Regions from separate parts of the Homo sapiens genome. Here regions 2, 3, 4, 5 and 6 are each linked to region 1. The links are chromatin loops, found by intact Hi-C in ENCODE. Cell type or tissue: A673. All regions are shown on one strand. Each heading gives the region's core, and the rest is flanking DNA. Links, peaks and the distances in the headings are about the cores only.

Region 1 (4,807 bases), core at 808-4,807:
CCAGGAGATTTTAATCTCCCTCTGGCCTTGTCTTATTCACCTTTATGTCCCAGGACAAAAATGTTGGACTGTTTGTTATATGTTAATAAGTGGGCTGGGCGCGGTGGCTCACGCCTGTAATCCCAGCACTTTGGGAGGCCGAGGTGGGCAGATCACAAGGTCAGGAGTTCAAGACCAGCCTGCCCAATATGGTGAAACCCCATCTGTACTAAAAATACAAAAACATTAGCCAGGTGTAGTGGCACATGCCTGTAATCCCAGCTACTCGGGAGGTTGAGGCAGGAGAATTGCTTGAATCCGGGAGATGGAGGTTACAGTGAGCCAAGATTGCGACACTGCACTCCAGCCTGGGCAACAGAGCAAGACTTCGTCTTAAAAAATAAAATAAAATAAAATAAATGATTGATAAACAGTGAATGAAGGCTGGGCGCAGTGGCTCACACCTGGAATCCCAACACTTTGGGAAGCCAAGGCAGGCAGATCACCTGAAGTCAGGAGTTCAAATCCAGCCTGGCCAACATGGCGAAACCCCGTCTTTACTAAAAAATACTAACAATTAGGCTGGGCACGGTGGCTCACGCCTGTAATCCTAGCACTTTAGGAGGCCAAGGTGGGCGGATTGCCTGAGCTCAGGCGTTCAAGACCAGCCTGGGCAACACAGTGAAACCCCGTCTCTACTAAAATACAAAAAATTAACCAGGCATGGCGGTGTGTGCCTGTAATCCCAGCTACTCAGGAGGCTGAGACAGGATAATTGCTTGAACGTGGGAGGCGGAGGTTGCAGTGAGCCAAGATCACACCACTGTGTCACAAACGTCCGTGTGAAGAGAGTCCACCAAACAGGCTTTGTGTGAGCAACAAGGCTGTTGATTTCACCTGGGTGCAGGCGGGCTGAGTCCAAAAAAGGAGTCAGCAAAGGGTGGTGGGATTATCATTAATTCTTACCCTTTTGGGATAGGCGTACAAAGTACATTCTCAAGGGCTCGGAGAATATTACAAAGTACATTCACAAGGTTAGGGGGAGAATATTACAAAGTACCTTCTTAAGCGGGGGGAGAGGCCGGGCACGGTGGCACACGCCTGTAATCCCAGCACTTTGGGAGGCCGAGGTGGGTGGATCACAAGGTCAGGAGATCGAGACCATCCTGGCTAAGACGGTGAAACCCCATCTCTACCAAAAGTACAAAAAATTAGCCGGGCGTGGTGGCGGGCGCCTGTAGTCCCAGCTACTTGGGAGGCTGAGGCAGGAGAATGGCGTGAACCCAGGAGGCGGAGGTTGCAGTGAGCCAAGATTGCGCCACTGCACTCTAGCCTGGGTGACAGAGCCAGACTCCGTCTCAAAAAAAAAAGAATTTGCTGTCAGAGCGAGTCACAATGGCTCACACCTGTAATCTCAGCACTTTGGGAGGCCAAGGTGGGCGGATCACCAGAGGTCAGGAGTTCGAGATCAGCCTGGTCAACATGGTGAAACCCCGTCTCTACTAAAAATACAAAACTTAGCCGGGCATGGTGGCAGGTGCCTGTAATCCTAGCTACTTGGGAGGCTGAGGCAGGAGAATTGTTTAAACCCGGGAGGCAGAGGTTGCAGTGAGCCAAGATCACTTCATTGCAGTCTAGCCTGGGCAACAAGAGCAAAACCCTGTCTCAAAAAAAAAAAAAAAAAAAAAAAAGAATTTGCTGTTGGCTCTCACTCTGATTCATATCTCATATCTGCCTATGTTTCTTTCTTTTTCTTTTTTTGCTGTAGCCTGGGGTGGAGCAGAGGGGACTGCTGTAGCTGGGGACCTGGAAACATGGTCAACACTGAAAGTAAAAACACAAACTTGGTTTTTCCAGGGAGCTGCTGGAAACTGACCCAAGGCAAAAGCAAGGTGCAGGTGGAATTACTGAGAGGTTGTGGAGGCCTCCTGCTCCCCTCTCTGCTGCCAGACACTCTGTGTGGGGCCCCCCAAAACGTGCCTGGCACCCCAGTCCCTCAAGTGTTCCCTGGATATGGGGAAATTGTTGACTAACGACTTTATAAGTCATGGACATTTCTTGGCTGGGTGCAGTGGCTCATGCCTGTAATCCCAGCACTTTGGGAGGCGGAGGCGGGCGGATCACGAGGTCAGGAGCTCGAGACCATCCTGGCTAACACGGTGAAACCACGTCTCTACCACAAAATACAAAAACATTAGCTGGGCGTGGTGGCAGGCGCCTGTAGTCCCAGCTACTCCGGAGGCTGAGGCAGGAGAATGGCGTGAACCTGGGAGGCGGAGCTTGCAGTGAGCCGAGATCGCGCCACTGCACTCCAGCCTGGGCGACAGAGCGGACTCCGTCTCAAAAAAAAAAAAAAAAAAAAAGTCATGGACATTTATCCGCAAACGTCTGCTATCAGGGATATGTAAACTCTAACAGCCATGAGAAGCCATTGGACGGGTGTTGCTGTGGCCAAAATCCAGAGCATGGACAGCACCACACGCCGGCCAGGAGGTGGCGCATCTTTTCATGTCAGTCATGATTTATCCAAAAACAGCACCTCCCGTGATGCCAGTGCTGCGCAGAGGTTGGGATACAGCGGGTGGGTGCCTAGAAGCCAACTCCCGCCTTCCAGGAAGTATGGTTAGGGGACATACTCACCCGGACACCGACGTGAACCTGCAGCCTCCCCCGGGGAGCACGCATGGGTCCCAGTTGCCTTACAGTCTGATCACGGATGCTGTTGCCTAGGCAACGTGAGGGTGGCCCTGGCTCCTTGATCTTCCTGGTGGCTCTGGGGGACCATGACGGAGATGCGGATAATTCAGGTCAGGGCAGCAGCCGGCCGGCAGGGGGCGACAAGCACACTGCTCATGAACGGTTGGCTCTGCCCACGTGCACACGGCGTTTCCACATTAACATTCATTTAATAATAATAAAAGAATAAGCAACGAGAGAGAAAGCCAGAGATCTACATGACTAGACTTGCTGCATTTCTAAATTACCAGGTACGACGTGAGCCGAGCATCTGCCCCCTTGCCCTGACCAGGTCCCCATTTCTGACTCTCCACTCCCAGCCCTGGACAGGAGGAGTCAAGGGTCAGAAATGGTCCGGGTCTGCCAATACATTCCTTGGTAATAGTATGTTAAAAGTAGCAAGTGGCAATCTGTTCTCTCTCTTTCTTTCTTTCTCTTTCTTTCTTTCTTTCTTTCTTTCTTTCTCTTTCTTTCTTTCTTTCTTTCTTTCTTTCTTTCTTTCTTTCTTTCTTTCTTTCTCTCTCTCTCTCTCTCTCTTTCTTTCTTTCTTCTTCCTCTGTCTCTCTCTTTCTCTCTCCCTCTCGCTCTCCCTCTCGCTCTCTCTCTCTTTCGGAACAGGGTCTCGCTCTGTCTCCCCGGCTGGAGTGCTGTGGTGCCATCTCGGCTCAGTGCAGCCTCTGTCTCCTGGGCTCAAGCAATCCTCCCGCCTCAGCGTCCCAAGTACCTGGGACCACAGGCGTGTACCACTACGCCCGGCTAATTTTGTAATATTTTGTACAGAGATGGGGTCTCATTATGCTGCTCAGGCTGGTGACAAACTCCTGGGCTCAAGCGACCCACCCACCTCGGCCCCCCAAAGTGGTGGGATCACAGACGTGAGCCAGCGCTCCCTGTCAGCGTTTCATTCCCTCTTCATATCACATCACTTGGGTCTGTGGTCCAGGTGCGCTGGGGGCAGCGCAGGCCGGGTTCAGGAGAGCTCGGCTCAGCAGCAGCCGATGGAGCTTTCCTGGGGGCTCCTACCTGGCCGCCAGCTCCAGAAGCCAAGCCAGGGGCTCTTCGAGACATGGTCCCACCAGAGGAGAGACCGAGCCTCGGAGAAATGAACGTCCTAGGCCATGGGACTCGGACCCCTCACCCCACCCGCCACACCTGCCAACTTCCCGGCCTGCAGGGTGGCAGGAAGCCTGAGGCATTATTCAGCTTCCTTAGGGCCCGTTGGCTGATGCAACACAGCTCAGAAGTTGAGTCCAAGCACCAAGCCCGCAATGTCTGCGTCGGCCGCCAGGGGTCACTCCTCCCGCGCAGAAGGCGGCCTTGGAGCCTCGCAACCGCAGTATGCGAAGGTTGCATCACCCTCGCGGGGTCTAAGAGGAAGGATGGGGACCAGCCCGCAGGCGGGCCTGAGCCTCCTGGCAAAGCCCTTTGTCAACGTCAACAGAAGCATCTGGCGTCCTTTCTGGTCGCGGACGTCAGAGCTGGCTGCTCCGGCACTCAGCCGGGTGGTTGGTCCCCAGGCAGCCGCTGGGGCCCTGCCACCAGGTCTCACCTGGCCGAGAGGGAGTCAGGATGCCCTCTGAAGCAATGTCCCGAAATCCCAAATTCACCCCTACCCCCAGGTCAATAATGTACAAGAAGCTACATTCCTTTTTTTTTTTTTTTTTTTGAGAGGGAGTCTCACTCTTGTTGCCCAGGCTGGAATGCAATGCCACGACCTCGGCTCACCGCAACCTCTGCTTCCCAAGTTCAAGCAATTCTCCTGCCTCAGCCTCCCAAGTAGCTGGGATTACAGGCATGCGCCACCACACCCTGCTAATTTTGTATTTTTAGTACAGACAGGGTTTCTTTTTTCTTTTTTTTTTTTTTTTTGGAGACGCAGTTTCACTCTTGTTGCCCAGGCTGGAGTGCAATGGCATGATCTTGGCTCACCACAACCTCTGCCTCCTGGGTTCGAGTGATTCTCCTGCCTCAGCCTCCCGAGTAGCTGGGACTACAGGCATGCACCACCATATCTGGCTGATTTTTTTGTATTTTTAGTAGAGATGGGGTTTCTCCACGTTGGTCAGGCTAGCCTCAAACTCCCGACCTCAGG
Region 2 (4,807 bases), core at 279-4,278, 660 kb after region 1:
AGGAGAGACCAAATCACTCACGGGGAGACCCCAGCCACGTCACCCAGCCACCGCCTGCCCAGGGCTCAAAGGAGGTTCTCAGAGCACCGGGGTCCCCACACAGCCAGCAGCTGCACCCTCCAAGCCCTACTGAGCATGAGGTAGATGTGAAGACTCCGGCCTCCAAGCCCAGACCAGACCAGGCCAGGGAAGATGAGCTGCATCCCAAACAGGCAGAAAAAAGAGAAGGCCGGAGGTGGCGCCGAGAGCCCACCGTGGACTCTCCTAGCCACTCAGAGGGGAAGTCAAATAAGAAAAGGGGAAAGCTGAGAGGGAGAAGGCTCCGGGAGGAGAGCATTCTTCCAGTCTCTGCTGATGTGATTTCAGATGGGCGCGGCTCCAGACCATCCCCTGCAATGGCCAGTTACGCAGCCTCTCCGAGCCACTGCCTCTCTGTGGAAGGAGGGCCTGAGGCTGACGGGGAGCAGCCGCCTCGCTTGGCCACTCTGGGACCTGGGGTGATGGAGGGTGCAGCGGAGACTGACCAGGAGGCTCTGTGTGCAGGGGAGACTGGGGCCCAGAAGCCACCTGGAGATCGGATGCTGTGTCCAGGGAGGATGGATGGTGCAGCTCTGGGGGAACAGCCAACTGGGCAGAAGGGAGCCTCGGCAAGGGGGTTCTGGGGACCAAGAGAGACCAAGGCGTTGGGTGTGTGCAAAGAGTCTGGGAGCGAGCCTGCGGAGGACAGCAGCAGGGCCCACAGCCGATCAGAGGAAGGTGTCTGGGAGGAGAACACGCCCCCCTTGGGCCCCCTGGGTTTTCCCGAGACTTCCAGCTCTCCGGCGGACAGCACCACCAGCAGCTGCCTCCAGGGCCTCCCGGACAACCCAGACACCCAGGGTGGAGTCCAGGGGCCTGAAGGCCCCACTCCTGATGCCTCTGGCTCCAGTGCCAAGGATCCTCCAAGCTTGTTTGATGATGAGGTCTCTTTCTCCCAGCTCTTCCCTCCAGGCGGTCGCTTGACTAGAAAGAGGAACCCGCATGTCTACGGGAAGCGCTGTGAGAAGCCGGTGCTCCCGCTGCCAACCCAGCCCAGCTTTGAGGAGGGCGGTGACCCCACGCTGGGCCCAGCCCGCCTGCCCACGGACCTCAGCGACTCCAGCTCCCTCTGCCTCTGCCATGAGGACCCGTGGGAGGACGAGGATCCCGCAGGTCTGCCCGAGTCCTTCCTCCTGGATGGGTTCCTCAATAGCAGGGTGCCTGGCATTGACCCCTGGGCCCCCGGCCTCAGCCTGTGGGCCCTGGAGCCCAGCAGGGAAGCTGGTGCAGAGAAGCTGCCCTCCCACTGCCCCGAGGACGATCGGCCGGAGGCCATTCCTGAGCTGCACATGGTCCCAGCGGCTTGGCGAGGCCTGGAGATGCCGGCCCCTGCCGATGACTCCTCCTCTTCTCTCGGAGATGTGAGCCCCGAGCCCCCCAGCCTGGAGAGAGAACGCTGTGACGGTGGGCTTCCCGGGAACACCCACCTGCTGCCGCTCCGTGCCACGGACTTTGAGGTGCTCAGCACCAAGTTTGAGATGCAAGACCTGTGCTTTCTGGGACCCTTTGAAGACCCCGTGGGTCTCCCCGGCCCCAGCTTCTTAGACTTCGAGGGCACGGCGAGCTCACAGGGGCCACAGAGCCGAAGGACAGAGGAGGCTGCAGGGGCAGGGAGGGCCCAAGGCAGAGGCCGGCCGGCCAAGGGCAGGCGGGCCTCCTACAAGTGCAAAGTGTGCTTCCAGCGCTTCCGCAGCCTGGGCGAGCTGGACCTGCACAAGCTGGCCCACACGCCCGCGCCGCCGCCCACCTGCTACATGTGCGTGGAGCGCAGGTTTGGCTCGCGGGAGCTGCTGCGGGGGCACCTGCAGGAGAGGCACGCGCAGAGCAAGGCCGGGCCCTGGGCGTGCGGCATGTGCCTGAAGGAGGTGGCCGACGTCTGGATGTACAACGAGCACCTGCGTGAGCACGCGGTCCGCTTCGCCCGCAGGGGGCAGGCGCGGAGGTCCTTGGGGGACCTGCCCGGAGGCCTGGAGGGCAGCAGCGCTGTCGCCCACCTTCTGAACAGCATCACGGAACCCGCGCCCAAACACCACAGGGGCAAGCGCTCCGCCGGCAAGGCCGCCGGGAGCCCGGGAGACCCGTGGGGGCAAGAGGGAGAAGCCAAGAAAGACAGCCCGGGCGAGAGGGCGAAACCCCGGGCACGCAGCACCCCCAGCAACCCAGACGGGGCCGCGACCCCAGACAGCGCCTCTGCCACCGCCCTGGCTGACGCCGGCAGCCCGGGCCCCCCCAGGACGACCCCCAGCCCGTCCCCCGACCCCTGGGCCGGCGGGGAGCCCCTCCTGCAAGCCACCCCGGTGCACGAGGCCTGCAAGGACCCCTCCCGCGACTGCCACCACTGCGGGAAGCGCTTCCCCAAGCCCTTCAAGCTGCAGCGCCACCTGGCGGTGCACAGCCCGCAGCGCGTCTACCTGTGCCCCCGGTGCCCCCGGGTCTACCCCGAGCACGGGGAGCTGCTGGCACACCTGGGCGGGGCGCACGGGCTGCTGGAGCGGCCGGAGCTGCAGCACACGCCGCTGTATGCCTGCGAGCTCTGCGCCACGGTTATGCGCATCATCAAGAAGTCCTTCGCCTGCAGCTCCTGCAACTACACCTTCGCCAAGAAGGAGCAGTTCGACCGCCACATGAACAAGCACCTCAGGGGGGGGCGGCAGCCCTTCGCGTTCCGCGGCGTGCGGAGGCCGGGAGCGCCGGGACAGAAGGCCCGGGCCCTCGAGGGCACACTGCCCAGCAAACGGCGCAGGGTGGCCATGCCCGGCAGTGCCCCTGGGCCCGGCGAGGACAGGCCTCCTCCCCGGGGAAGCAGCCCCATCCTGAGTGAGGGCTCTCTCCCGGCCCTGCTCCACCTGTGTTCGGAGGTGGCTCCCAGCACCACCAAGGGATGGCCCGAGACCCTAGAGAGGCCTGTAGACCCCGTGACCCACCCGATCAGAGGTTGTGAGCTGCCATCCAACCACCAGGAGTGTCCCCCGCCGTCTCTGTCTCCCTTCCCAGCTGCCTTGGCTGATGGCAGAGGAGACTGCGCGCTGGACGGAGCCCTGGAGAGGCCAGAGAACGAGGCTTCCCCAGGCAGCCCCGGGCCTCTTCTCCAGCAAGCTCTCCCTCTGGGGGCATCTCTGCCGCGGCCGGGAGCCAGAGGCCAAGATGCGGAGGGAAAGAGGGCTCCTCTCGTGTTCTCAGGGAAACGCAGGGCCCCGGGTGCCCGTGGCAGGTGTGCCCCTGACCATTTCCAGGAAGACCACCTACTTCAGAAAGAGAAGGAGGTGTCCTCAAGCCACATGGTGTCTGAGGGGGGGCCCCGAGGCGCCTTCCACAAGGGCAGCGCCACCAAGCCTGCGGGCTGCCAGAGCTCATCAAAGGACAGGTCGGCAGCATCCACCCCCAGCAAAGCACTCAAGTTCCCAGTGCACCCAAGGAAGGCGGTGGGGAGCCTGGCACCCGGGGAGCTGGCCCGTGGCACAGAGAATGGGATGAAGCCCGCCACCCCCAAAGCCAAACCCGGCCCCAGCTCCCAGGGCAGTGGAAGCCCTCGCCCCGGCACCAAGACAGGAGGTGGCAGCCAGCCCCAGCCAGCCAGCGGGCAGCTCCAGAGCGAGACAGCCACCACCCCAGCCAAGCCCAGCTTCCCCAGCCGGAGCCCTGCACCAGAGAGGCTCCCCGCTCGAGCCCAAGCCAAGAGCTGCACCAAGGGGCCAAGGGAAGCTGGTGAGCAGGGGCCCCACGGGAGCCTAGGTCCCAAGGAGAAGGGAGAGAGCAGTACGAAGAGGAAAAAGGGCCAGGTCCCAGGGCCAGCCAGGAGTGAAAGTGTGGGGAGCTTCGGGAGAGCCCCCTCAGCCCCTGACAAGCCCCCCCGGACCCCTCGGAAGCAGGCAACTCCCAGCCGCGTGCTCCCGACCAAGCCCAAGCCCAACAGCCAGAACAAACCCAGGCCGCCACCATCAGAGCAGCGGAAGGCAGAGCCGGGCCACACACAGAGGAAGGACAGACTGGGCAAGGCCTTCCCCCAGGGGAGACCCCTGCTCAGGCCCCCCAAGAGGGGCACAGCTGTCCACGGTGCTGAACCTGCCGAGCCACACACCCACCGGACGGCCGAGGCCCAGAGTGACCTCCTCAGCCAGCTCTTCGGGCAGAGACTAACTGGCTTCAAAATCCCTTTAAAGAAAGATGCTTCCGAGTAATTTCTAGGAGCAAGAGCCTGGGACCGGAGCTGGGCGTTCCTGTCTCGGCCTGCCTCCTTGGCCAGCTCCGGCTCCCTGAGATGGTCCACTCTGTGGCCACTTGACTTCTTGTGCAACTGCTCAGGCCTTGATGTCAGAGCTGAGGTGGTGATGCTTTGAACAGGGCCCAGGTGGGCAGCATTCCCTTTCTTGCTGGAAGGCTGGGGGTGAAAGACGGGGCCACTGCAGCCCTTTTGAGACCACACAGCTGTTTTCTTGGTACCAAGTACTTGAAGAGACAGCAGCCCATCCCCTCAGCCCACACCCCTGCGCCCTGTGGGCACCGACACCACAGAAGCCAATGTTTGGAGATTTGCACAACCTCCCGTTCCCCCACATGGAGAAGGGAAGTAAGTTGAGGCAGCCGTGGGATGGTGGTAGGTTCCCTCTTAGTCTTGCTGCTGTTGCTGGAATTCCAAAGTGACCTTAGAAACCACGTGGGGGAAGGCAGTGCTCACTACTTAGAAGGGTTGCTTCTGAGCCGCCTGGTCCCCCAAGAGCACAACAGGCCT
Region 3 (4,807 bases), core at 383-4,382, 780 kb after region 1:
CAGGCGCCCACCACCACGCCTGGCTAATTTTTTGTATTTTTAGTAGACACGGGTTTTCACCATGTTAGCCCGGATGGTCTCAATCTCCTGACCTCGTGATCCACCCACCTCGGCCTCCGAAAGTGCTGGGATTACAGGCATGAGCCACCATGCCCGGCTCCCTGCCTTTTCTTTCTTTCTTTCCCCTTCCTGTCTTTTTTTTATTGAGTGAAATTCACATAACATAAAATTAACCATTCTGGGCTGGGTGCTGTGGCTCATGCCTTGTAATCCCAGCACTTTGGGAGGCCAAAGTGGGCAGATCACCTGAGGTCAGAAGTTCGAGATCAGCCTGGCCAACCTGGTGAAACCCGATCTCTACTAAAAATACGAAAAATTAACCTGGCATGGTGGCAGGCGCATGTAATTCCAGCTACTCAGGAGGCTGAGGCATGAGAATCACTTCAACTGGGAGGCAGAGGTTGCCGTGAGCCGAGGTCCCACCACTGCACTCCAGGTTCGGCCACACAGTGAGTCTCCATCTCAAAAAAAAAAAGAAGAAGAAGGAGAAGAAAAAGAATTTTTCAGCATCCCAGAGGCCCCTGGCCTCCCAGCCACTGTCCCTCCCTTCCTGGAGGCCAGCCACCATTGTGATGAAGAGAACCCCGTCTCTCCCTCAACATGCACCCCAAAACACCATCCTCTATGTTGCCTGTTTGTGATCCACACAGAATTCCACAGAATTGAGCCTGGCCACTTCTGCTCAATGTGATTGAGAGAGGCTTCCTTGCTGCGCATAACTGCAATTCGCCTGTCTCCACTGCCGCGGAAGGGCCCGGCGACGGGATAGACCATGATTCGCCCGTCTCCACGGCCACGGAAGGGCCCGGCGATGAGATAGACTGCAATACATTTTCCCATGAAGCTGTTGATCGGCTCCTGGGCTGTTTCTGGTTTGGAGGGTGTCATGAATGAGGCTGGCATGAGCACATGAGTTCTGGCTGAGTAGTATTTTCAGCAGCTTGGCCAAAAGGTATGACTTTTCAGGACCTGGCTGAAGGAGGGACTCCAGAGAAAAGGGCTGATGGGCGGGAAAGCGCTGGCAGAGGGGATGGCCAAGCCACAGCTGGCAGGCTATGGTTCCCAGAGCCCCAATCAACACACCTCAGCTCCCAACTGGGGCTACCTGGAACGACAGGAAAGGCTGACTCCATGAGCTGTCATGGCGTGGAAGACCCAGTTGTGCCCAATGGACGCAAGCTCCCTCCATTTCTGGCCATCCCCTGCTGATTCCCTCCCACCCCCACCTCCAGCCCGACCCCGCCTTCTCCACCAGGTGCCCTCCCATGAATTCAGCTCCATGGACAGCTCCCAGGCTGCTGTCCTCCATGTGGTGCTGAAATCACCCCAACAGAGAAGCCAAGACATGGAGAAGCTAAGGAAGAAAATGGAATGAAATGGCATGGGATGGAGCTACAGAGCCATCAGTCCTGAACCCGCCACCACGTAGAAGTGGAGGCAGGGGTCCAGAGAGGGAAGTCTTTTGCCTAAAGGGGTCATGAAGTGCTCGGTGGTAATAAATGGAATCGTCTACGACGACCGAGATTTACAGAACCCTGTCTGCATGCCAGGCACCACGCTGAGTGTTCGTATGTGGACCGCCACCGTCAACCCACACGGCAAGCTCAAGAGTAGGGCCCTACGATTGTACCTGCTCAACAGAGGAGAAGCCTCATCGGTGAGCAGCAGAGCTGGGCCTGGAACCTGTGTCTTCAGCCCTACCCCGGGCCTTTCCTCCCCTTGCCCTTGGTCTCAGTGGGTCCACTGTTTCTCTAGAACCAGAAAATGACAGTCACAGCAGCGTTGACGTCACCCCCAGTATATGAGTCAGGGTTCTCTAGAGGGACAGCACTAATAGGACAGATGTATACATGGAGGGGAGTTTACTGGGAGTATTGACTCACATGATCACCAGGTGAAGTCCCACAATAGGCCGTCTGCAAGCTGAGGAGCCAGGAAGCCAGTCCGAGTCCCAAATTCCAGGCGGTGAAATGGCAGCTGAACTGACATTCATTCATTCATTCATTCATCAATCAATCATTCATTCACCCCCACCAGCCTGCAGAGGTCCTACGGTGCCAGGCCCTGGGGCTGCAGAAACAACAGAAAAGCCCCCAGCCTCAAGCTCAGCTGCGCCGGGAATCCTTTCCCCGGCCTCCTTGGGGTGTCTGAGACCTCGTCAAAGAGTTGGGGGCCCATGGACATCTCGAGGGAAAGGCAGGGGGCCAGATGGGGTCAGAGCCAGCATCCCTCCAGAGGCTGGGACAGGGACTGGAGTGGACTCACTGTGTCTGTGGTGGGGGCCATGATGGAAGTGGGGGTCCCACACAGAACAGACAGGGCTTCCTGCAGGTTTCACCTGCAGTCCAGGGCCTGGGACCACCCCCACCCCCCCATCCCCCATCCCCCACCCCCCCACCCCCCCACCCCTCTATCACCCTTCACCCCCCCATCCCCCCTTCCCCCCGGGAACAGCGGCTGGGCGGAGTGGGAGTGCCCTCTGGTGGCTCTTTGAGGAAATAGCAAGGGCTATCCTTCGTAAAATGCTTTCAGACAGAACCGCTGGTATGGCACTCGGCCTCCCGCTGAAGACATGGATACAGGCTGGACACACACGCTTCGCTGTGTGATACACGCATGTAACGGGGCCTGTGGGGAGTAACCAGCGCTGGTGGGGCCCGGGGCTATATCCCTTGAGCGAACATAAACAAGAAAGTGAGCCCACGTTCAGCCTGGTTTTCCTTGTGGGGCATCTTCCCACATTGGCGTGGAGGTCCAAAAACAGAAAGCACAGCCTTGCCGAGCTGAGAAACAGGGATTAGAGTTTGAGGCTCCAAACCTGCTGGGGCCTGAGGGAACTTGGAGAAAGAGCCCAAAGCCCTGAGTGCAAATCCCCTTCAGGCCGTGGCCGCCCCCTAAGCTGAATATGCCCCCAAGAAACTCCAAGAAACCCAACAGAAAAGGCTCCCGGGAGGATGGAGAGCTGAGCAGGGGTGTTGGCAGCTGCGACGGGCTGGAGACCAAGCCCTGTGGGGGGCGGGGGCTGGTGACCATCACAGGCTTTCCCTTGGGAGCACAGAAGTTCCACTCCCTGGGAACAAGGGCTGTAACCCCCAAAGCCAGTCTGGACAGGGCTAACCTGGGCGCGATGGCTCATGCCTGTAATCGCAGAGCAAAAAAAAAGAATAAGAAAAGTTACAAGGTGTCTTAGTCTGTTACCTGTTGCTATAGCTTAAGAGTGGGTAATTTATAGAGAAGAGAGGTTTGTTTCTTACAGTTCTGAAGGCTGGAGGTCCAAGAGCATGGCGCTGGGCAAGAGCACGCCAGCCCAAGTCTCTCTTTCTCTTCTTTTCTTTCAAGATGGAGTCTCGCTTTGTCACCCAGGCTGGAGTGCAGTGGCACCATCTTGGGTCACTGCAACCTCTGCCTCCTGTCTCAGCCTCTCAAGTAGCTGGGATTATAGGCACCTGCCACCACGCCCGGCTAATTTTTGTATTTTTAGTACAGACGGGGTTTTGTCATATTGGCCAGGCTGGTCTCCAACTCCTGACCTCGTGCTCCGCCCACCTCAGCCTCCCAAAGTGCTGGGATTACAGGCGTGGGCCACCGCGCCCGGCCCGTTTCTTTTGTTATGAGGCCACTAGTCCCATCATGGGGGCCCACTCTGATGACCTTATCCAATCCTAATTACCTCCAAAAGCATATAATTGTGGAGATTAAGTTCCCAACACATAAAGTCTAGGAGAAACATTCAAACCATAGCACAAGGCATGCTCTTAGAAGGGACCAGAAGCCGGGAGTGCATGCCTGTATTCCCAGGGACGAGGGAGGCTGAGGTGGGAGGATCACTTGAGCTCAGGGGGTTGAGGCTGCAGTGAGCCCTGTTCATGCCACTGCACTCCAGCTTGGGCAACAGAGTCAGACCTTGTCTCAAAAAAGAATAAAATAAAAATAAAAAAAGAAGAAGGGACCAGATCACCAGACATGGTGCTGATGCCCATAATCCCAGCACTTTAGGAGGCCAAGGTGGGAAAATCATTTGAGCGCAGGAGTTTGAGACCAGCTTGGGTAACACACTGGGAACCCATCTCTACAAAAAACGAAAACAATAGCTGGGCATGGTGGTGCACACCTGTACTCCCAGCTGCTCTGAGGGCCGAGGTGGGAGGAGCGCTTGAGCCCAAGAGTTTGAGGCTGCAGTGAACCATGATTGTACCACTGCACTCCAGCCTGGGCAACACATGCAAAACCCCGTCTCAAAAATGTGGGAAGGGCAGGGCACGACAGCTCACACCTGTAATCCCAGCACACTGGGAGGCCAAGTCAGGTGGATCACCTGAGGTTGGGAGTTTGAGACCAACCTGGCCAACATGATGAAACCCTGTCTTTACTAAAAATACAAAAATTAGCCAGGCATGGTGGCACATGCCGGTAGTCTCAGCTACTCGGGAGGCTGAGACAGGAGAATCACTTGAACCCGGGAGGCGGAGGTTGCAGTGAGCCAAGATCGTGCCGCTACGCTACACTCCAGCCTGGGGGATGAGTAAGACTCTGTCTCCAAAAAAAAAAGAGGCAGGGACTAGATCACTGAAAACCAAGAGAAAAAGCACTTAATAGCGACGACAGAATCAGAGGTGGTTCAGATATAGGAGGCCTTCAAAATGATAACATGCTACTTTCTTCATGTTGCTCCCCTGCTCAAAAGCCTGCATTGCTTCCCCTTGTTCTTCAATGGGGCAGTCACTACTTTCTTTGCAAGCGGCTTTGC
Region 4 (4,807 bases), core at 280-4,279, 72 kb after region 1:
TTCCTTTTTGTGGACAGAGTGAAAGGGCAAATTTGCTCCAGGGGAATACTGACCTCCAACAGTACAATGTGGGAGGAGAAGGAAAAGAAAGTTTTTATGCAACCTTTTTTTTAAATCTGCCCAACTATCCAATCTGTAACTGTTCAAGGAGAGATTAGTTTGTTCTGCCGCTGACGGCTGCAGCCCAAGCAAAGCACAAAGCGCCCCATTGTGTCCTCCAGGAGGGACGTGCTGCTGCTGCTGGGCTGGGACGGCAGAGCCTGTGCCCTCGCTCCCACCCTCCGCCCTGCAGGCGAAGGCCCAGCCACCCTCTCCTTAGGCAACAGCCTGCGAGTGGACTCATGGGACGGTGGGTCAGATCTGAACCCTCATGAGTACTGTCTCCCTTTCGAAAAGGCTGGGACTAACTGTAGAACCTCATGTGACACCTAAGCCTGCGTGTCCCCATGCCCCAGCCTAGGGGCAGCCATGACTCCCCCAAGACGCGGAGGAGGCAAGGGCTCCCGACCACTCAGGCCCCTGCAGAGTCGCCCCTGTCACTCAGCCAGCTGCCCCTCCCAGCCCGCATCTCAGGAAAGGCCCAACCCCTCAGAAGGGCTTTTCTGGTCTGCACCAGGGCCCCGCTTATTCCCCACTGCGACTCTCCCATTCACGTGCCTATGGCTCTCAGGTCCCCCCATGAGCTCTGGATGCGGGGCCATGTTCTCATTGGGACCCGGCATAGATGCGGCACACGGGACAGAAGATGGTTCTGCGGATGGCCAACTGGGAAGGGGTGATTACAAACTTCCCTGACGAGGAGGAAACAGGTCAGCCAAGGCCTACAGGACCCTAGGGCCAGTGCCTTTCCATAGCACAGGGCCCACCTGGGGGCCAAGGGCAGCAAGGAGGAGCCTTTTCAGCCCCAATGGAGCAGGGCACCCAGGGTGCGGGACAGGCAGGAACAGGTGCGTGGGCCAGGCCTGCTCTGCCAGATTTTCGCTGCATTCTCCAGACCCGGAAAGGGCCACTTGCCAGTCGTTGCAAAATTGAGGCCGGAGTCTCTGCCTTGAAGTATCTGGGGGCGCTGCTGCCAGGTGCCAGCGAGGGGAGGGGGCAGCTGCCCAAGGGCTTTGCGTCCACTGGGGGGTATAAAGTTGGACAACTGCTTTGGGAGAAAGGGGTCAACACAATGTATCTTCTAAAAGCAAGGCATTCATCTGGTAACAAAATAAATCTGTTGAAGCCAAACAGGAGACAGGAATTCTGCAGACACTGCACTGTATCCCAAAGCTCAGAAGGGAATTGCTGGGGGGAGCACGGTGGGAGGACGCTTTCAACAGCTAACGGAATTATAAACCTATTATGTATTCAAGTCGAACAAAAGCTCTTTGCTCTCCCTACCGAAATTTGTTTTTACAAAAATCACGTTCCCCTCCTAAATCTTTCCTGGCTATCTGATGAGCGCAGCCAAGCAAAGGCCTTCACGAGCAAAGCACCCCTTCCGTGCCCACTTCTGGGAGGCACAGGATGGATTTGTCTCCTGCCCGTAAAATGTCACTCAGGCCCAACCACCTCCCTGGGCAACTTCTGAGTGCCCGGGAGCCATGGAATGAGCTCGTCTTGCCTTGAGTAAGGTGCCGGAACCTGAGGTCCCAGGAAGGTTCAGAATTGGGACTTCCTGCCAGCCCTGTCCTGCCAGCTCTTGGGTGGCTCTGGTACCCCGGGCGACTCTGAGAATCCCTGGTCAGACACATGCATGGGGGATGGGCTCGAGCTCCTGAAGGATTGACCTGGGCAACCTTCCAGAGCCACCTGGGAATCAAGTGGGACTTCCCCTCGACGATGAGGCAGGTAACTAACACCTGCTGCAGACTTTGTACAGATTGATACATTTGATAAAGACAGTCTGGCCCCAGCCCCTGGAGCTCGCCTCGCTGTGGTGAGGTCAGTATAGCCCGGCACTGCATCCCCCTGCAGGCCCAGGTTACCTGCTTGGTGTGGAGACCCCTCCCCAGCTGCAGCCAGACTTTGTCCTAAGGCGAAGTGCCACGTACAGCCAGCAGGGGGCGCCAGGAGCAAGGCGGAGGCTCAGCTAAAGCTGCGTGCTGGGTGCTGGGTGCTGCGGGGCACTGTTCAGTTCACAGCCCACCAGTGGCACGGTGCACACAGGAGAGCCTCCCAGCCCTGAGGCAGGGCCCCACACAGGAGGAGGCAGCGTCCTTGTGTCTGCATGTTTTGGCCTGGCCGTGCATGGGGGCGGGGCAGCTCACAGCTTGCTGGGTGAGGACCTTCCTGCCTCTAGGAGCAAGGTCCTTGCCCTGTCCTCTGCAGCCCTGGGGTCCTACCTGCCTCCCCTACAGCCATGTGGGACCAGGCAGCCTCTCTGCAGCCATCGGTGACTGCGAGTCACCAGAGCGTGCATCCGCCGGGTGCCTGCACTCAGCGAAAGCTCCACAGCTCCAGGACTGGGATCATCTCTACCTGAGGCTCTGGGAGAGAAGAGAAGGAGGCCAGCTCCTAACTGCTCTGCTCCTAGGCTGGCTCCAACATGGATGGAGACAAACTCAGAAGGAACTGCAGACAGAGGCATCCCTGCTGGACTCAAGCAACAGGGCCCCCCACTTCAACTGTACCCAACCACGGGTGGGATCCAGTGCCAAGGACAGTGTGTCCCAGGGTCTGTGACCACACAAATGGGAACTGCTTATGAAACCCCAGCCCGACCTCACCGCGGAATGGCAGTGTGGAAAGGGTGGAGGCTCTGCAGGCAGACACAGAACACAGATCTATGGAGTGTGTGTTAAAGGGTCCAGAGACACCCAGCAAAATACCAACTGTGTCAGTCCACGTCAACAGAGAACACAGGTGCAAAGGGGCGGGGGCTGTTTCACACTCACTCTCTTTATTCCTTCTACCAGCCCCAAGAGAAAAAGCAGCTGGGAAAAAGGCTCAGAATCAGTGATTTCCCCAAGATCACACAGCACAAGACCAAAGTCTGGGCCAGCCAGCCTTAAAACCTGTGCGCCAGACTGCTCTCACCTGTTCCCGAATGCTAACAGTGGACACGTCTGAGTGATGGGGTTACCACGTTTGTTTTGTTTTCCATGCTTACCTCATCTTCTTTAAAAAGCAGACAGAAACACAGAGACAATCCCACACCTGCCCATGGAATGATGAATGAATCACAGCATGACCAGGAGCATGGCCCCGTCGGGGGTGGGTGAGGGGCGACAGCACGTGGGACTCTGACAGACCCAGGGTGAGATGGCTCGGGTGAGGTCTGCATGGCAGGCATAGCCCCTGCCAGGCCTGGAATGTTCCACATCGCCCCCAGGTGAGGTTACAACGCATCAGCTGGGCTCTCAAGATTCACAGACATCGCAGCGTAAAAAACAAGAAAAACTGCCAGAGCCCCTCCCAGTGGTGGCCACGCTGTCCCACGGGAGCACTCCTGTGTCCCCCTCTGGGTCGGATTTCACTTGCTGGGTGATTTTCCCAGAGGGAAATCTCCACGTTGTACAGCACTGCAGAGCTGCGGACTGGGAGGCACCCGGGGACGGGACCTCATGCCCTGTGAAGGACACACAGGCAAAGCCTCGAGGGGCCGCCGGTGGGGCCTGGGGGACGTACTCACCCTTCCCGATCTGGACGAAGCCCAGCAGGATGATCAGGGCCAGGGCCAGGAGCTTGGCGGCGGCAAAGGCATCCTGGACCCGGGTGGCGGCCTTCACGCTGTAGCAGTTCACGGCCGTGAGCAGCACTGTGGAGACAGAGGGCAGCGGTGAGTTCCACGGGCAGACAGACGCCAGCTCAGGGGTAGGCTGGGAGGTGACGACCCCACCCCCACCCCAGGGCCAGGTCCACCAGAAAAACAAGCTCCTTAAACAGCTCCAGTCCCCTGCCAGCCCTTAGGGCACGTTCTGACTTTCTGAGACCTGTTTTGATAAACTTCGCAGTCCTTTCAGGTCTAAGGGCTGGATCCCAGGTGCCCCTTAAGATCTGCAAGGGACCTTTCCTCACCCCCCACCACACCAGGCCATGGAGTCCCACCTGTAGTCAGGACTTCAAGTGGGGTCACTGCCTCCAGAGACCCAGGTGAGCAAGGTGACCCTGCCACTTGGAAGGCGCCCATTACACCTTTTTGTACCTACTCAGCACCCTGACCTGACTGTGAGACCCACGCACAGCCCGACTGCCGGACTCCATGAGGGCGGGGCCCTTTCCTCAAAGAGGATCTTCTGTGGATTCCAACAGAAGTGGGGTGTCCCGCTTTCCCGGAACTACCTGGCCAGTCACCTGGGGACGGCAGCCTGGGAGGGGCCACAGGGGCCTGTGGTGAGCAGAGCAGACCCTGCTGCCCTGCTGCTTTGGGGGCATACGATGAAACCCAAAATAGCACCGTGTGCTTCAGAAGCCTGAGTGACCCCACACAGATGGCCAGAACGCCTGCCCCAGGAGGCGCTGAGATGTGGGGTCAGGCACGCTCAGACAGGTCTCCAGACACCAGCACGTCCTCCTGGGCCCTGTAAGGCACCCAGCTCTGAGCCTCTGTGTGTGTGTGTGTGTGTGTGTGTGTGTGTGTGTGTGTGTGTGTGTGTTGGGGGTTCTGTTGCAATATATAGGCACGCTGAGCCACTGTGTGTGTGTGCGTGTGTGTGTGTGTTTTGGGGGGTTCTGTTGCAATATGTGCGCACGCTGAGCCACTATTCAGGGATCTGTGAGCTGGTGGGGAAACAGCCACCCCCACAACTTAAAATGAAGTAAAATCATATTAATCCCGAGGCACTGACTCCACGACACCCCTCACTGCCTGCTGCACTACCCT
Region 5 (4,807 bases), core at 308-4,307, 130 kb after region 1:
CTAGAAGGCAGGGATGATGGATGCTTCATGGACAAATTAGACTGGACCCAGCCTGGTAGATGCCATTTGTAAGACTGAGTTAAGTCCCATCCAGTTGCACTCTTAGAGCAGAGGCTGTTTCTAGGCTGGGTGTGGTGGCTCACGCCTGTAATCCCAGCACTTTGGGAGGCCAAGGTAGGCAGATCACCCAAGGTCAGGAATTCAAGACCAGCCTGACCAACATGGTCAAACCCCACCTCTACTAAAAATACAAAAAATTAGCCAGGTGTGGTGGCAGGTGCCTGTAATCCCAGCTACTTGGGAGGCTGAGGCAGGAGAATTGCTTGAACTTGGCAGGCGGAGGTTGCAGTGAGCCGAGATAGCGCCACTGCACTCCAGCCTGGGCAACAAGAGTGAAACTCCGTCTCAAAAACAAACAAACAAACAAACAAAAGCGGTTGTTTCCGTCTGGACCATCACTGTATCAACAGGACTTAGTGCAGGAAGGGGTCATCGAAGGCACACAACGAACCCTCATGGGATGAATGAATACAGGAACGAATGGGATTAGTCAGTCCACTGATTTATTCATCGAATCACTTGGTCGGTAAGCAGCTCTGTGTGTTACAGTGGAATCGAGCCTTTCCCACGGCAGTTGGGGAACCGCCTGGGATCTCTAGGAAAGTCCACAGAACACAGAAATAGTTAAAGACCTGGATTTGCAACTCAGCTCTGCTTCTAACTTGCTGTGTGACCCTGGGCAAGTAGCTTAGCCTCTCTGAGCCTAAGCCTCTCTACCTGTTAAATGAGAAGGGCGGGCAGGATAAATGGAGACAAGGCAGGAGGCATTTTGTAAAGTGTTGTCTGATGATGGCAGTGGTGGTGATTGCGCATCGCACACCCTTCAGGGGCTCCGCAGCTTCGTCTGTGTAAAGAGAGTTACTACACGTTTCTCCTGGTCCCAGCTCAAGCACCCTAGGGTTCTACGTAGGCACATAAATAGGGTTCCAAAGAGAGCGACGCCAACTGCATGAGGCATAAGTCCACTGACAGCCGATGCCTGCCGGATCCCCACCCACAAAACCTAGTAGAAAAGTCACCCTCCAGACTGTGGCCAACCAACAAGGGCCAGGAACGGGAGCTGCTGGGACCGGAAGGGACTTGTGAGCCCTGAGCCTCTGCAGGGTAAGGTGCTGTGCTAACTCTGGGGCTGGAAGACTTTCCCAAGGGTTTCCAGCAGGGCTGGAGCCCACAGGCATCTCTTCATCCTTCCCGACCCCGAGCTGTCCCAGAATTCTTCTTCTCCTCCTTCTTCTTCTGCTTTTTCTTCTTTTTGAGACAGAGTTTCACTCTGTCGCCCAGGCTGGAATGCGGTGGCGTGATCTCAGCTCACTGCAACCTCCACCTCCCGGGTTCAAGAGATTCTCCTGCCTCACTGCCTCAGCCTCCCAAGTAGCTGGGACTACAGGTGCGCACCACCACACCCGGCTATTTTTTTTTTTTTTTGTATTTTTAGTAGAGACGGGGTTTCACCATGTTGGCCAGGATGATCTCGATCTCCTGACCTCATGATCCGCCTGCCTTGGCTTCCCAAAGTGCTGGGATTACAGACGTGAGCCACTGTGCCCAGCCTCTCACAGAATTCTTTACTGCAGCAGCCTCTGATGGGCCGGATCCCCCGCCTCTCTACTCACTGGAGTAAGAGACAAGTCAGCCCTTTCCAATCTGCCTCCTGAGGGGAACCATGGGGCCCTCGGGACATGCGGCCCCTCCTCAGGCTGGCTCGGGGCATCTGCACGCCTGTACCTGAACAAGGGACTTGCTTGAAACGGCGGCCACCCTGGGCTGGGGACCAAGCACGCTCAGGGGAAAACCCAAAAAGGCTACTGGGTCTCTCTGGCTCTATGATACGCAAATGAGGAGGGAAGCGAAACGTTCGTTCTTCTAAGAGGATAACTGCAAAGGAAGGCTGGGCCGCTGCGTTTTCGGGAACAGCAGGTGCAGGGGCCGATGGATCACTCGGGCTGGGCTGGAGCGGCCCCTGGTGGCAGTTCGGTGAAGAGCAACGTAGCCCGCGCGGGGCGCACGCATTTCAGGAAGACACAGAGGCCTTTTTACTGGAAATGCCAGCGGGTGTGGATTCCACAGGCTCCTCTTCAGCATCAGTCTAGTGTGGGATTCATACACCTTGAGCCTCTTTCAAGGTGAAACAGAGAATCTCACTGCAAATTTTAAATCCCACTGTAAATTCCGAAATTAGACCTGCGCCGCGAAGACCGCCCACCAGCAAAATGCCAAGCGTATTTCTTTAAAAACTGGAAAGCCGTGTTTCGTTACTCTTCCTGTAGACAACACAGCATGGGGTCAGGAGTGGGGTCTGGAGTCGGACGCACGTTCAGAAGCTGGGGCCACCACTCCCAAACTGTGTGCTCTAGGTCCAGCTTTTGCACCCCTTCTAGCCTCAGTTTCCCCATTTGTAAAGTGCGGATGATCCTTGAACCCCCACCATAGGACTGCTGTTACGGTTAAGTCACATGGGAAATACGAAGTCCTTAGCACAACGCTTGACGTAAAGGAAGCACTCTAAAACAAACAAACAAACAAAAAACAACGAACTGGAAGCCACTGAAGCCTTCATGGGGTGAAACAGCTGATTAAGGGGCAAAGGCTCTCACTGGCCAGGTTCTGCCGTGTCCCGGGCACCACGCATCCTGTCCATGAGCTCACGTCGTTGTCGTGATGGAGAAGGCTTGGTGTGTACCAGAGTGCAGCGGAGGAGCTGGCGTTCGCTGGGCACCTGCTACCTGCTGGGCATTGCGAGGTAACTTTATGTTCCTCCCAGGATGAACTCCTCACAATGGCCCTACAGAGCAGGTCCTGTGAGTCCAACTTTGAGATGAGGAAATTGAGACGCAGAGAGGTTCGGTCACCTGCCCCAGTTTAGCCGGCAACCTCACCCAGGTCTGACGGTCCAGGCCCTCAGCTTTTGTAGTAGGGTTCAGGCCAAACTCTGCTACTTGCCTTGCCAGTAAAGTTAGGGACCCAATTTAAGGCTGCAGACCTGGATAAAATAATCTCAAAGTGACTTCTTTTTTTTTAGGTGGAGTCTCACTCTGTTACCCAGGCTGGAGCGCGGTGGGGTGCTCTCGGCTCACTTCAACCTCTGCCTCCCAGGTTCCAGTGATTCTCCTGCCTCAGCCTCCTGAGTTGCTGGGACTACAGACATGTGTTACCACACCCCACTAATTTTTGTTTTTGTTTTTGTTTCTTTGAGATGGAGCCTTGCTGTCACCTAGGCTGGAGTGCAATGGCCAGATCTTGGCTCACTGCAACCTCCACCTCCTGAGCTCAAGCGATTCTCTCACCTGTGCTTCCCGAGTAGCTGGGATTATAGGCACCCACCAGCATGCCCAGCTAATTTTTGTATTTTTAGTAGAGACGGGGTTTCACCATGTTGGCCAGGCTGGTCTTGAACTCTTGACCTCAAGGGATCTGCCGCCTCAGCCTCCCCAAGTGCTGGGATTACAAGCATGAGCCACTGTGCCCAGCCTAAAGTGACTTTTCATAATGACAATACAATGTCAGGGTATTCTCCTTAATCAAAAAAAAAAAAAAAAAAAAAGGCAAGCCCAATTCACGAAAAGGGGTCTTTAAGCTGCCAGCCCCCATCCCCCGGACTCTGCTATCAGCAGGGCTGGTCCACCGGGCAGCACTGGCCACTGTTGCCTCAGCGTTCTGTGTAAGCAGGTGCGTCAGAACCGGCTCATGGAGATATAATTGAACGATTGCCTCAGCGCGTGCCAGACTCTCCAAACATAATAACAGATGACGTTTGGGGCCGGCTCCAGGCTGTGACGTGCTGGCCCCAGAGAATATTGTCTCTGCTATTACAACAGATGCTGTTAATAGCCATCTATTTGTAGTTCGGGGCTTTTACCAAGATGAGCAGGCTTTTGGCAGGCACGGGTTGTTTGAAGGCTTAAAATTAGTACACGAGAAGTTTGAGATGTTCTAATTACTGGAAATTTCAAATAACATGATGCTGCAAAGGACCGGCCTGCTTCCGGTGCCACTCTGGGAGGTAGTGCACGTTCCCAAGCTGTAAAGGGTGACACGGCTGAGGGCTTCTGTGTGCCACCTCCCCAGGCAGGCAGGGGCCGCAGCCACTGCAAGCCCCTGCCCACAGAACTCCGCGACGATGGAACCTAGACTGCTCCCTGGAAGTTAGCCTCTGAGACCATCACATATTGGCACTGGTTTGAAAGCCAGGCAAATGTGGGCTCCAATCCTGGCTTCACACGGTGGGGCTTTGCAAGTTGTTTTATAGGTCTGTGGCCCAGACTAGACGTTTATAAAAGGATAATGATGCCTACTTCAGGGGCCCATGGCAAGGATTGAGTACGGTGATGCTTACAAAGTACCTCCCTCACAGTCCCTGGCACGCAGTGAGAGCTCAAATAATGGTAGCCACTTACTATTATTATGACTGGTGTTATTGTTATTATTAAAATTACTGTCATCGCCCAGGCACGGTGGCTCATACCTGTAATCCCAGCACTTTGGGAGGCTGAGGCGGGCAGATCACTTGAGGTCAGATGTCTGAGACCAGCCTGGGCAACATGGTGAAACCCCGTCTCTACTAAAAATACAAAAATTAGCTGGGCGTGGTGGCACGCGACTGTAGTGCCAGCTACTTGGGAGGCGGAGGTGAGAGAATCGCTTGAACCCGGGAGGTGCATGTTGCAGTGAGCCGAGGTCGTGTCACTGAACTCCAGCCTGGGCGACAGAGGGAGACTCCATCTCAATAAATAAATAAACAATAAAATAA
Region 6 (4,807 bases), core at 494-4,493, 59 kb after region 1:
AGGTCACCAAGATGCGATCTGCACTCCATCTGCCTCACACACCGGGCTGTCCCGCCCTCGACTCTGCATACAGTGCTGGGCATGTTGCCAGGGGCTCAGGCGGCTTATGATGAGGGATGGAAGGAGACAGCTTCGTCTCCCGAGGCCTCCCACGGGCAGGGAAGGTCACGGCTCCATTCCCACATCACAGGCCTGGAAACCCTGAGCCGCCAGGACGCACAGGGGCCTGATGCTTCCAGGAGACAGTGGCCACCCACTAATAAGCCAGGAGACCACCCTCTTGGAGACGCCGCTGTGGACAGCGCTGAGCAAAAGCCCATCCCTGAAGCTGCAGCCTAAACTGTCACCTTCAGCAGATGAGCTCCACCCGGCACAGAAGCCAGGCAGGGCTGCAAGGAGCCTGCAGGCCGCAACCTGCGGCTCGGCATGGCTGGGGGATTGACTCAGCTGTCCTGAATCCATACTTGGACAGGGCACCCTGGGAGATGCAGGGCTGACCACAGGTCCCAGCCCATCAGTGTGGGCTGCATGACTGCCCTGTCCCCAGGGAACAGACGCCAACCCGTGCCCAGGCTCACAACAGTGGGTAGAGCCTACCCCATGCCCAGGTCCCCATGGGGGCTGAGCCCCCGCTGTGCGCAGTGACTGCCCTGTGCCCTAGGCACTGCCCCAGGCTGGCACAGCAGGCACAAGCTGGTGCCCATGTAGGGCGGCTCCTCCCTGCCCTCTGCAGCCTTCTCTTGGGGCAGCATCTGGGTTCTTGTGCTGACTGTATTTTAAAGCCCCTGTTTTTTTTGTTTGTTTGAGACGGAGTCTCACTCTGTCGTCCAGGCTGGAGTACAGTGGCGCGACCTCGGCCTCCCAGGTTCATGCCATTCTCCTGCCTCCACCTCCCGAGTAGCTGCAACTATAGGCGCCCGCCACCACGCCCAGCTAATTTTTTTGTATTTTTAGTAGAGACGGGGTTTCACCGTGTTAGCCAGGATGGTCTCTATCTCCTGACTTTGTGATCTGCCCGCCTCGGCCTCCCAAAGTGCTGGGATTACAGGCGTGAGCCACCGCGCCCAGCCTAAAGCCCGTTCAACAGCATTCACAGGCACCCCCGGGGCCCCCAGGCTTCGGGAACACAGAGGGAGAGATGGTCCGGGCAGGGAAGCAGGGGCTACTGTGACAGCCATAGGCCAGCTGAGTGACAAAAGCTGCTGGCTAGCAGCCACCAGGGGCTCTGGCCTCTTGTTCTGTGTCAGGGCCAGGGCGGCGGGACTTGCTGGGCCCCAGGCAAGAGCATGGCCTCTGCTGGACGGCCCCGTTTTTGGAGAAGGCAGCCCACGGATAACAGCTACCCCTCTGAATGAGCCGCTGGGGACGGGGAGAGTCCAGGAGAGTCCAGCTGGGCCCAGGCGCTCCTCGGGCCGGGTTCCCTGCATTCCTCCTGCCAGCACAGCCCCGACGGCCCTTTGAATGCTGCGCCAGGCCCGGCTCTGCCCCGCCCCTGCCGGGGCTCACCACCGCCCACCTATGACTGCAGTGTCCTTATCTGCTTCCCTCCACCCAACGGAGCACAAGCTCTGTGCCATCTGCTGTCCTTTGAGGAACCCCGGCTCCTGCAGTCACACTTGGCACCCTCGTAGCTGGTGGTCAAGTCATCACCGGAATTAGTCGACCCAGGTGCATGCAGGCAGGGGCAGGTCCAGAGGCTGAGCTGGGATGCTGGCTCCCAACTCAGGGTCCTTAGGACCCACGGACCCTGCCTCTGTGAAGGGTGCCTGGGTGAGCGGGAGGCCCCGGGCTCACCTTGATGGGCCGCTCAAGCTCAGGCTTTCTGTGGCGCAGCCAGATCATGCCGATGATGGCCAGGGCCACGCAGAGCCAGTTGAAGAAGCTGAAGAAGTTGATGACGGAGAAGATGTCCTTGGAGAAGGCGTAGAGCAGCGTCATCACACACTGGAAGAGAGAGGCGGCTGGCTGAGCCCTGGGGCCCACGAGCAGGGCTGTGGACGGCCGTGGTGGCCACCGGGGACTGTCCAGCCTGGCTGGGCCCAGCTGAGCACCAGGGAATTTTGTTTTAAAGGAGAAACCTCATCTGAGCAACATGCAAGGTCTTGAAGGAGGAAAGGAGGGAAGGAGGGAGGAGAGGAGGAGGGAAGAGGCGGGGAGGAGGGAAGGAGGGAGGAGAGGAGGGAAGGAGGGAGGAGAGGAGGAAATGGAGACCACATTTGGGTTAAGGACAGGTGAAGAACACAGTGTACATACACAGCTGGGCTCTGCTGGACTGTGGCTCTGTGTGCGAGGGCCACAACCTGACCTAACCCAGTGGTCACCAAGAAAACAGTTTCTGTAACCCCCGGCACAGCCGTGCTCCCGAGGACCGTGCAGCTGCCAAAGAGTCCAGGACTTGCTGCCCTTCCTGACTGGCTTCTAACTCAGGGAAGGAGTAGTAAGCAAGGGCCAGGACCTCTGAGGCCAGCCCACAGCTGCCAGACCCCAGCTTCCTCTGCTGTATCTCACTGGCTTTGGGGGAAGCAGCCTGTTGGGGGAGCCCAGTGTGCTCAGGGGTGGGGCCTGCAGCCCACAGCCCTGGAGGAAGCCACTGTGGAGTGGCCTCTCCAGCCCTGGTCACACCCTACGATGAGAACACAGCTTCAGGCACCAGCTCCCTGAATTCCTGACTTACGGAAACTGTGAGATAATAAGTGCTTTTCCTTTTAGAACACTACATTTTGGAGTGATGTGTGACACAGCCAGAGGGAACAAAGGCAGTCACGCGGGCTGGCACGGAAAGATGCAGGAGAAGCGGAAGGAAACTGTGTGTGATGCACCCCGCTGAGAAACGAACAGAGTGGGCGCCCACGGAGGTGCAGTGAGCCAGGCGGCTGGCAGAGCAGCACCCCGGGTCAGCTTCTGCCTCCCGCATTTCCGATGGTCTGAATCGTTTGTGGCAGCCACCATATATTATTTTTGGAATAAAATCTAAAGCCCCTCCAGCGCTCTCTGGCATTCAGCGGAGCTCGGCAGGAGGCCACATTTGAGCTGTCACCCAGTCCACACCCCAGACAGAGCTGCAAGCTGTGGCAGCCTCCCTCTGGGAGCCCCCGGACAACCCCCAGGGATGTAGGGCACAGGGCCGTGCAGCAGGCTTACCGTGAACACGAGGGACGGCACGGGGGTGAGGAGCTGTGGGTGGATCATGGAGAGGATGGAGGGCAGGTGGCCTTCCCGGGACCCCACGAAGAAGAGCCTGTGGACAGACAAGAGTGGCAGAGTCAGCCACCGCCCCACAACTCAGCACGTGGACAGGGGACACGCAGGCTGGGGAGTGGCAGGGCCTGTGCCTGGCTTGTCTGGGCCTCTCTGGCCACAGTGGGAACCAGGCCCCTCCAGCCGCTGGCTGTGGGCCTCTCAGTTCCCCCAACCAACTCGGCAAGGACAGCAACTTGGGAGCCACTGCTCACTCCAGCCCGGGGGGTCAAGCGGCGGCCACAGGGCATCTAGGACACCACAGCTGTGTCACCTCCAGGCAGGAGTGGGGAGGCGAGGGCCAAAGTTCATGCTTCCTTTATTTCTGTATTATTTGGGCTTGCTGCTGCCTTTTTTTTTTTTTTTTTTTTGAGATGGTCTCACTTTGTCACCCAGGCTGGAGTGCAGTGGCACCATCTCGGCTCACTGCAGTCTCAATCTTCTGGTCTCAAGCAATCCTTCGACCTCAGCCCCCCAAGTAGCTGGGACTACGGGCACGTGCCACCACGCCTGGCTAATTTTTGTATATTTTTGTAGAAACGGGGTTTTGCCATATTGCTCAGGCTGGTCTCGAACTCCTGAGCTCAAGCGATCTGCTCACCTCGGCCTCCTAAAGTGCTGGGATTACAGGTATGAGCCACCATGCCTGGCCTATTTGAGCAATTATGCATCCCCAGTATCACAGAGACAAACCTTTTACAGACATGGAACATGTTGAACCTGGCCATGAGGCCTGGGCCTCCCTCACCTGTGGTGGGTCGGGCTGTGCTCACCTGGAGGATGTGAACAGGGACCCATTGACGGAGCCGAAGCAGGACAGGCCCACGAAGACGGGGATGATCCAGGACATGACGCCCAGGTGATAGTTCCCGAAGTCCTAGGCAGGCACAACCAGTGAGCTGGGCCCCACCGGGCCGGCCCTCGCCCTCCCTGTGCTCACTGGGAGCCCTCTGCACCGGGCCAGCCCTCGCCCTCTGTGCTCACAAGAGCCCTCTGCAGAGGACCTCTCAGGCTGGATTCTGGCCTCTGGGGGGACTTCCCAGGACAGGGCTTTCCAGTGACCCCTGCCCAGCCTGCTTGTTGGGGAGCCCTTGCTGGTCCTGATTTGCCCCCTCCTCTGGGACTCCCTGGAGCAAGCTACGGCCTGCAGGTGGGGATCTTGCCTTCCCCCGTGGGGTCCTCCACAGGCTCAGCACGGTGCCCTGCCGGCAGCGGGCTGGGAGTCAGAGCTTGTTCAGTAGGAAGCTGGCCAGAGCACCCACTCCCTGTTCCCCCAGCCCTGGGAGGGCAGTGGGAGAAGCCTCGGGAACTGCGAGGCCAGCCTGGCTGAGCTGCCCGGTGACACCGCCCGGGCCTGGCCTCCCGCCTGCCAAGCCAGCAGCAGCCGTGCCTTCTAACGAACCCCACTCTGTGGCAGACTCCAATCTTTCTGTACTCAGATTTAAAATGACCTCTGCCCTGGACTCCCCAGGCATTCTGGCTTATAGCTGGTTCTGGGTGTGGCTTGGTATCAGATTTTAAACCCTTCTCCCCTTTGACTCCCCCAGCAGCTGAGCTTGAGGATGATCCC

What was found. Peaks named below come from ENCODE experiments on the same cell type or tissue, not always from the same donor. Only the 100,000 strongest peaks of a DNase experiment are listed, where the experiment ranks them.
Region 2: it touches region 1 in a loop (8-fold over the local background); 9 of 110 quality-filtered maps call a loop at or near these places.
Region 3: a loop joins it to region 1, with 8 times the contacts of the local background. A loop is called at or near these places in 24 of 110 quality-filtered maps.
Region 4: a loop joins it to region 1, with 4 times the contacts of the local background. A loop is called at or near these places in 43 of 110 quality-filtered maps.
Region 5: it touches region 1 in a loop (14-fold over the local background); 48 of 110 quality-filtered maps call a loop at or near these places.
Region 6: a loop joins it to region 1, with 4 times the contacts of the local background. A loop is called at or near these places in 16 of 110 quality-filtered maps.

Annotation. Positions count from the first base shown.
Region 1 is chr16:87,775,249-87,780,055 of GRCh38, forward strand. LOC102724467 (a long non-coding RNA gene) reads right to left here and starts at 3,900. Exons shown (of 4, transcript NR_120309.1): 1 at 3,560-3,900; 2 at 2,620-2,752. LOC105371399 (a long non-coding RNA gene) reads left to right here. Exons shown (of 3, transcript XR_933871.3): 3 at 1-417. RefSeq lists enhancers at 2,753-3,618, 3,619-4,484, 3,835-3,934, 4,265-4,354, 4,485-4,807. In A673, for the core only: CTCF peaks have their summits at 2,771 (motif pointing right) and 4,000 (motif pointing right); DNase peaks (open chromatin) are centred at 2,523, 2,803 and 4,023; H3K4me3 peaks cover 903 bases; H3K27ac peaks cover 2,097 bases.
Region 2 is chr16:88,435,077-88,439,883 of GRCh38, forward strand. ZNF469 (zinc finger protein 469) reads left to right here. Exons shown (of 3, transcript NM_001367624.2): 3 at 1-4,807. The coding sequence ends at 4,256. Among named protein-coding and RNA genes, the nearest start is that of ZFPM1, 16 kb to the right of the region's middle. RefSeq lists a silencer at 2,374-2,523. In A673, for the core only: CTCF peaks have their summits at 2,492 (motif pointing left) and 2,693; a DNase peak (open chromatin) is centred at 2,425.
Region 3 is chr16:88,559,561-88,564,367 of GRCh38, forward strand. It overlaps ZC3H18-DT (ZC3H18 divergent transcript), which reads right to left and starts at 2,423. Exons shown (of 3, transcript NR_146877.1): 1 at 1,944-2,423; 2 at 1,691-1,811; 3 at 543-1,165. In A673, for the core only: a CTCF peak has its summit at 2,578 (motif pointing left); DNase peaks (open chromatin) are centred at 1,371 and 2,541; H3K4me3 peaks cover 513 bases.
Region 4 is chr16:87,848,108-87,852,914 of GRCh38, forward strand. It overlaps SLC7A5 (solute carrier family 7 member 5), which reads right to left. Exons shown (of 10, transcript NM_003486.7): 2 at 3,617-3,742. Among named protein-coding and RNA genes, the nearest start is that of MIR11401, 3.4 kb to the right of the region's middle. RefSeq lists enhancers at 1,267-2,173, 2,036-2,330, 2,174-3,079, 3,986-4,807. In A673, for the core only: a CTCF peak has its summit at 2,037 (motif pointing right); a DNase peak (open chromatin) is centred at 2,094; H3K27ac peaks cover 3,665 bases.
Region 5 is chr16:87,907,520-87,912,326 of GRCh38, forward strand. All of the region lies in intron 2 of CA5A (carbonic anhydrase 5A), which reads right to left. Among named protein-coding and RNA genes, the nearest start is that of CA5A, 27 kb to the right of the region's middle. RefSeq lists an enhancer at 2,059-2,128. In A673, for the core only: a CTCF peak has its summit at 2,022 (motif pointing left); DNase peaks (open chromatin) are centred at 2,002 and 3,782.
Region 6 is chr16:87,834,704-87,839,510 of GRCh38, forward strand. SLC7A5 (solute carrier family 7 member 5) reads right to left here. Exons shown (of 10, transcript NM_003486.7): 6 at 4,011-4,114; 7 at 3,142-3,238; 8 at 1,795-1,944. It overlaps SLC7A5-AS1 (SLC7A5 antisense RNA 1), which reads left to right and starts at 1,562. Exons shown (of 2, transcript XR_007065175.1): 1 at 1,562-2,099; 2 at 2,710-2,984. RefSeq lists a silencer at 1-194 and an enhancer at 1,974-3,173. In A673, for the core only: no CTCF peak of the experiment used is centred there; a DNase peak (open chromatin) is centred at 2,758; H3K27ac peaks cover 3,942 bases.